Regions from separate parts of the Homo sapiens genome. Here region 1 is linked to region 2. Evidence: chromatin contacts called from ENCODE Hi-C or POLR2A ChIA-PET data. All regions are on one chromosome and are shown on one strand. The core of a region is the stretch at or near the end of the contact, and the rest is flanking DNA. Distances in the headings are between cores, read along the strand shown.

The links. A loop is a pair of places that touch in the nucleus more often than their neighbours do. ChIA-PET counts read pairs that join two places held with the same protein, here RNA polymerase II (POLR2A). Pooled maps may share reads with other maps.
Region 1: a pooled map shows a loop between it and region 2 (4-fold over the local background). The contact joins the promoter of RIF1 here to the enhancer-like site in region 2. A Hi-C loop is called at or near these places in 1 of 37 single-sample maps with no recorded cell type and 2 of 50 pooled maps. POLR2A ChIA-PET finds 5 or more read pairs at or near these places in 2 of 52 experiments (B cell and OCI-LY7).

The regions. Positions count from the first base shown.
Region 1 is chr2:151,407,752-151,411,229 of GRCh38, reverse strand. It overlaps RIF1 (replication timing regulatory factor 1), which reads right to left and starts at 1,328. Exons shown (of 36, transcript NM_018151.5): 1 at 1,197-1,328; 2 at 703-816. The coding sequence starts at 806. RefSeq lists enhancers at 1,256-1,415, 1,020-1,718, 1,719-2,417 and a silencer at 2,121-2,415.
Region 2 is chr2:149,018,827-149,022,210 of GRCh38, reverse strand. The region is part of intron 25 of KIF5C (kinesin family member 5C); the gene reads right to left. Among named protein-coding and RNA genes, the nearest start is that of LYPD6B, 18 kb to the left of the region's middle. Within about 2 kb of position 1,735, at least 5 of the 41 ENCODE cell types and tissues checked have a DNase peak (open chromatin) inside an H3K27ac peak, as active enhancers do; they include B cell and OCI-LY7, where a contact is called at or near this core.

The DNA of each region.
Region 1 (3,478 bases), core at 79-2,578, 2.4 Mb before region 2:
TAGTTGACAGGAAAAAAAAAAATACTCTCAAAAATACATGTACAATCTTTTTAAAAATTACTTTCTAACTCCTGCAAATGAATTGACCCAGTAGGTAAGGTCCTTAAGGGTATACAGAATATATAATGCAATATATATCAGAAATGAAAGTAGAAAAACCCTCAGAATAAGTTTTTACATCGAGTACATGCAAGTTGTGACAACCTGACTCCAAAAAGACAGAACAGGGATCCCTATTCCTAGTTACTAACGATTTGCTAAGCCTTTCCAAAGGGTTTTACAAAACTTTAGTACATTTCTATGAAAATTACTTTGAAGCATTTTGCAATTAATAAAAATCAGTGTATTGCTCTGTTAAAAAAACTCTGGGTAGCCACATTTTCCCAACACATCGGAGGTTTACACTGAAGACCCCTCCTCCAACAACTACTTCCAACCGAAACTTTTAAAAATCCCTCGCTTGCAAAACACACGTGCATGCTCCCTCGTTCCAAACACACACCTCAAGCGCAGCAGCAGCAGTACCCGGGAACGTCACCTAGAATACATCTCCCCCGCCCCCCAAGGCGTCCGCGACTCGGGCGTCCTCACATTTGCTAGACTTCTAGAACTCACATTCATTCTACGCGCCCCTCCCAACCACCTTCTTTCTCCCCACTATAGAGCGCCCCACTCTCCGCTACGCCCCGTGGCGGACCTCACCTGGTCAGAGTCAGGTAAGCGTCAGTCTGCCCTCCATGGGAGGCAGAAGGGTCTTCCAAAGTCTCCAACAGCGGCGCGAGGGGGCTCTGACCCCTGGCCGTCATGTCGGCCACCCTGAGGCCCGAACCGGAAGAGGAGAAAATCCAGTGACCGATGGAAACAGCCCCGCGGCGGCCCAGTGTGAGTCCGGCCCTCACACCCGCACGCCCGCCCGGGCCTCACAGCCACGCCGCGTCTGCACCCCAGGCCTCCGAATCACCAAACCCCAGCGCGAACCTCCTCCGGCGCCCGACACCAGACACCTGAGCCCACGCCACATTCGGGCCTGGGCCCGCTCCCGCCACCACTTTCCCGGGCAGCTTTCAACAGAGGGAGGAGATCGGCGGAGGGCGGGAGAAGCCCGGGGAACGAGGCATCTCGCCGCGAGGGGGCGGAGGGTGGGCAGACTGAGGGTTCCCCGCGGCCTACCACTGTCACCCCGATATTTATCCCACCTAGGAAGATCAGGACAGGGTTCTCTCCGCCTCTGCCCCTCAGCACCCAGACGCTGCCAGAGCTCGACTTTCCCAGCTCCGGCTGTTTACTCACGCGTGCGGCGCGCTCCCTCCTAGACCAAGATGGCGGCTGGGCGGGCCCAGGAGTGCGCGGGAGTAGGTTAGGCCTGGCGGGAGAAGTTCGAGCCAATCCAACAGTCAGCGGCACACCGGAGTTATCGATCGCCTCCCTTCCCATCCCTTCCCATCCCTTCCCTGCCCAGCTGCCGCGTCACGCCCCTCTGGTGAGCATCAGGTGGTGGTGTTTTGCCTAAGGCGAGAGACTTGAAATTCAAAATGTGAGTTAATTGCTCAGACTCACTAGACTGAACATAGTGGGCCCTCAGACTAAGTGTTCAAACTCCAAGTCCAGTGCTTGTTGAAGTTTTAGCAACAAATCAGTTAGCAAAAGGAGATAACGTACTGTTGGGTTTAAGACTAAGAGCTGGCCGGGCGCGGTGACTCACACCTTGTAATCCAAGCACTTTGGGAGGCCGAGTCTGAGGTCAGGAGTTCGAGACCAGCCTGGCCAACACATGGTGAAACCCCGTCTCTACTTAAAAAAAACAAAAATACAAAAATTAGTTGGGTGTGGTGGCGCACGCCTGTAGTCCCAGCCACTTGGGAAGCTGAGGCAGGAGAATCGCTTAAACCCGGGAAGCGGAGGTTGCAGTGGGCCGAGATCACGCCACTGCACTCCAGCCTGAGCGACAGAGTAAGAGTAAGACTCCGTCTCTCAAAAAAAAAAAAAAAGAAAGAAAGAAAAAGAAAAGAACTGTATCTCAAGCTGGTCTAGATTCCAGCTGGTCTAGGTTCCATGTGACTTTAGCAAGTTAATTAACCTATGCCTCAATTTCCTCCTCTATAAAATAGGGCTTTTAATAGGTGAAGTGAGAAAAGGTTGGAGAGGCCAATGGTTCTCAGGTCTTAAGCGTACATAACAATGGCCTGGGGATATTCGTTATTAAACTGCAGATTCCTGGGCCCCGCCCATATGCATTGTAATTCAGTAGATTTAGGTAGCTCCCGAGGATGTGCATTCTTCTGTTAGGCCCCTGGGGGGTTGAAGGGTGGGATTTGGCCAGGGCTTCTTCCCTAGAGAAACGTCAGTAAACACAATGACAGTCATTTCTCCTTACTGTGAATATGCTGCTCCTCCCCCGCCTTTTTTTTTTTTTAAGACGGAGCCTCGTTCTTTCGCCCAGGCTGGAGTGCAGTGGTGCGATCTCGGCTCACTGCAACCTCTGCCTCCCGGGTTCAAGCGAGTCTCTGACTCAGCCTCCCGAGCAGCTGGGATTACAGGCGCCCGCCACCACACCTGGCTAATTTTTGTACTTTTAGTAGAGACGGGGTTTCACCATCTTGGCCGTGCTGGTCTCGAACCCCTGACCTCGTGATCCACCCGCCTCGGACACCCAAAGTGCTGGGATTACAGGCGTGAGCCACCGCGCCCGGTCTGCTTCTCCCCTTTTCATATGCCTTCGTGCACTCTCCACAACAGACAGGATTGCATTAACTCTAAATCAGACACATGAAGCCCAGCAGCAATGGAACTCTCCATCATGGGTTCCTGGCCCAGGATTTGAGCCCTCACTCACATGTGCTGCAACTCTCAGCTCTAGAAGTGGGATGTTGCTTTTTGCTCTTCTTTGTGTCATCTGCACTTAGCAAAATGACTGCCAAACGACGCAGTACATACATAGTATGCTTATATATATATTTATTTATTTATATGTATTTATATATATTTATATTTATTTACATATATTTATATATATACACACACACACATACATATATACATATACATATATATATATATATATATATTTTTTTTTTTTTTTTTTTTTTTTTTTTTTTTGAGACGGAGTCTCGCTCTATCACCCAGGCTGGAGTGCACTGACCTGATCTCAGCTCACTGCATCCTCCGCCTCCTGGGTTCAAGCGATTCCCCTGCCTCAGCCTCCCGAGTAGCTGGGATTACAGGCATGCGCCACCACGCCCAGCTAATTTTTTGTATTTTAGTATAGACAGGTTTCACCATGTTGGCCAAGATGGTCTTGATCTCCTGACCTCGTGATCAGCCCGCCTCGGCCTCCCAAAGTGCTGGGATTACAGACTTGAGCCACCACGCCTGCCTCTACCCATTCATTAGAACATAAATTCTGTGAGAACAGGGATTTTGCTTTATTTTTTTCATAATTTCCCATTTGTAATGAAAGGACTACGGTGGTCATGTTGCT
Region 2 (3,384 bases), core at 486-2,985:
TTCTCATTTGCCTGCACTTAGGATAGCAAGCAGGTGCAACAAGGCCCCTAACCCAGACTCTCTGTAGAAAGAGGTTCCCAGTTCCCAAAGGTATGCTTCGTCTCCATCGGATAATAAGATTCTCCAAAAGACCACCCCTGTCCATTTCATTCCACTTCCCACCAGAAGTTCGGCTGGTGCTGGGCGCATCTCCAGGATGAACGTCTAGACCAGCCTGAATGGCCTCTGTCAGCCTGCACCCAACATCAGTAAGCTCAACTTTCAGAAGACACTGAAAGGCTCTGTTTCCTGTCACCGGCTGGAGGCCCTAGCTCTGAGATCTTACTATAGGTTTTGTGCAGAGCTCATGGTACTCTAGGGGATGGGGACAGGGATGACAAGAGGGAGGTAGAGCCTTATCCTTAAGAAATACATGGAATTACCTGGTACTGGAAATACAACAGCCACTAAGAAAAGCCCAACTTCTCTTTTGATTAAAAAAAAAAAAAAAAAAAGCCCTCTGTAACCTGACACATTATGCATTATGCTTTCTGTTTTGCCTCTAGAAGGCTTATATCAACATTTGGTGCTCAACTGTGGTAATATCTCAGATTCCCGCTACCATGCTCTTTTTTTTCTTCACTCTTCTGATTTATATGTTATAATATTGTAAGCAACCTCACATATTTTGCATAAATCAGCAGGATGTAAGTTACATATAAATAGAAAAATTCTCAGTCTAGAAAGGGGTTATTAAAGCAGATACAAGCAAAGTGGGTGAAAAAGGGAGAAGAAATACGGAACAGAAACTGAATAGAAAAAAAAAAACAGAACAACACATTCTTTTTAAAAATACCACCTCTTGGCCAAGTGCAGTGGCTGATGCCTATAATCCCAGCACTTTGGTTTGGGAGGCCAACGCGGGTGGATCACTCGAGGTCAGGAGTTTGAAACCAGCCCAGCCAACATGGTGAAACCCCATCTCTACTAAAAATACAAAAATTAGCCCGGCATGGTGGCTTGTATGTGTAGTCCCAGCTACTTGGGAGGCTGAAACAGGAGAATCGCTTGAACCTGGGAAGCAGAGGTTGCAGTGAGCCGAGATCATGCTGCTGCACTCCAGCCTGGGTGACAGAGTGAGACTCAGTCTCAAAAAAACAAAAACAAAAACAAAACCACCTCTTCACTGACAAGAAAAAATATTCACAGAACTCATTTGGTATAATCACCCACAGTGGCAAAGCTACACAACTAAGAAGGGCTTAAACAACCCTAGAGGGTGATATTTCTGTCATTTTTAGAAGTCACAGAGAGTAAGATGTCTTTGGGAAGAACATGGCCTTTCTGGTGAAATTTTGGGCTTATTGCCAGAATTAGAAGTGAAAAACCTAAAAGCATGGTCATAGTTGTTATTTAAAATGCATTCTGAGCTGAAAACCAATAGGAGTGCCTGCCTGAATGCCACCACTGAAACTGCCATTTCACTTTCTCACAGGTTCATTTCTCCACGCACGCTATCCCCCTGGTCAGATAAGATCCCCTTGGTCGGATGAGATGGCCGTTCTGCGTGCCTGGAGGCAGAGAGGTGCCAGCACATACCTTGGATTGTGGGATTATGGCCTGACGCAATGTTTGCAGCCAAACCGTGTTGACACAGCAAGCACTAGACACAAATGCAATGGGGCGGCCTCAATAACTCCAGCAGACCATAAAGTGACACAATTTCCCCCTGGAAGGCCTCTCAGTCAAAGCCCCCGATCCCCGCTGGGCAAGATTCAGCAGGTTTTGGCTCATAGTTTGGAAGAAACACGGGGCCACAAAGGAGGCCCCACCTGCTTAGTTTAGTCACCTCAAGGAGAGTGAGAAAGGAGAGGAAAAGCACAGGAACTCTGCCAATGAAGGGTCCTTTCTTTACTAGGATGCAGCGTTCCTCTTCATCCCCAGTTAAGGATCTCTACAGGCCTGTCTGCTGAGAAGTCTTTCCAGCAGGCCCAAGAAACATGGATTCCAGCAGGATGCTCTCATCCATCCTTCCCACTATCTGGATCTTCATATCCTTAGATAAATTCATGGGAGAAAATAGATATAAATTTTAAAGGTAAATGGTTTTGCCCTGAGATAAAGCATTTCTGTCTGTTCTAATCCCAGAGAGACTGAGGAGTCTGGAGAATCTTTAAAACCCAGTCCTGTTGACTCTCTTCCAAGTAGCCACTCACTCACTTAGAGGCAGGGGACTGGACCAACTGACCTGCTCTAGGACTTCCCCTGGCACTCTGCCAAACTGGAGATGGTAATTCAAAGTGGCAACGTGTGACCAGATTTAGGAGGAAATAAAATCACCTTTCTTTAGAAGGGGTGGGGAAAGCTAATGAAGGAAGTTAATTATACAAGGGTTTTGCAAGAAGTATTTAGAGACCGTTTTCACACCCAACTTGGGCTTTTGCAATTGCTTGCAGTGGATTTAAGCTTAATCCAAACAGTACATAGTTTTAGTTTTTCTTTTGCCTTTTTATAATTCAATCCCCACATTATAAGAATTACCAATTGTACTCTACTTATCACTGCTGAATAGAAGTGGATTTATCTCATTGGAGCTTTGGTACAATCTGCTGTGGAGGAACAATTTTAGTTGCTCTGAATTTATGACTCTGAGAACCATGAAGCTGAGGAGTATTAAAGTGGAGGAGCCTACTGTGCTGTAGATGGAATCAGGAATTCTTGCCTCCGGGTGCTCCACAATTCCCTTCTTTGGGTTGAGATTGCCAGTTTCAAAGTCCTCTGCCATAGCAGCACCTACCTACAGTTATTTCTGTCCTCTCTCCCTGCAGTCCCACCTCAGCTGTCTTTTCAGGTCTGTCCCCATGACCACTTTAACATTAGCTAACATGCACGGGGGCCTAATTTTTGCCAGGTATTCTTCTAAGACTTTTTTCTCTCTTCTTTCACATTCTCTCATTCAATCCCAGACAAGCCTGTGATACGGGCACTATGATCCCAACTTCCCCATTCCACAGTTTTCTTAGCTGTCCAATGGCCAAGAATCTTGTCTGGTGTGACAAAGGGGGATTATCTTTATATACTTCAACCAAAACAGCACACCGCAACAGACAGAATGCAGAAACAGCTGGGGGAATCCAGCTGCCATCTATTAAATAACCAGGCATCAAAGAGATTTGCAAAAATGTAAAACAATGCCATTTGGCTATTTTTTGTTTTGAAAATAGTTATTTTCATTACAAATCACATTTGTGGTAACATGTATGGGCTTATTACTATTTTTTAAATGAACCCGGCAGTATTCTAAATATTTTGCTTTAATTTCTAATATGATACATATCAATAAATATAACCCATATATATATATATAAACTCATTGATCCTTTTTTGTTTGTTTTTTTGAGAAAG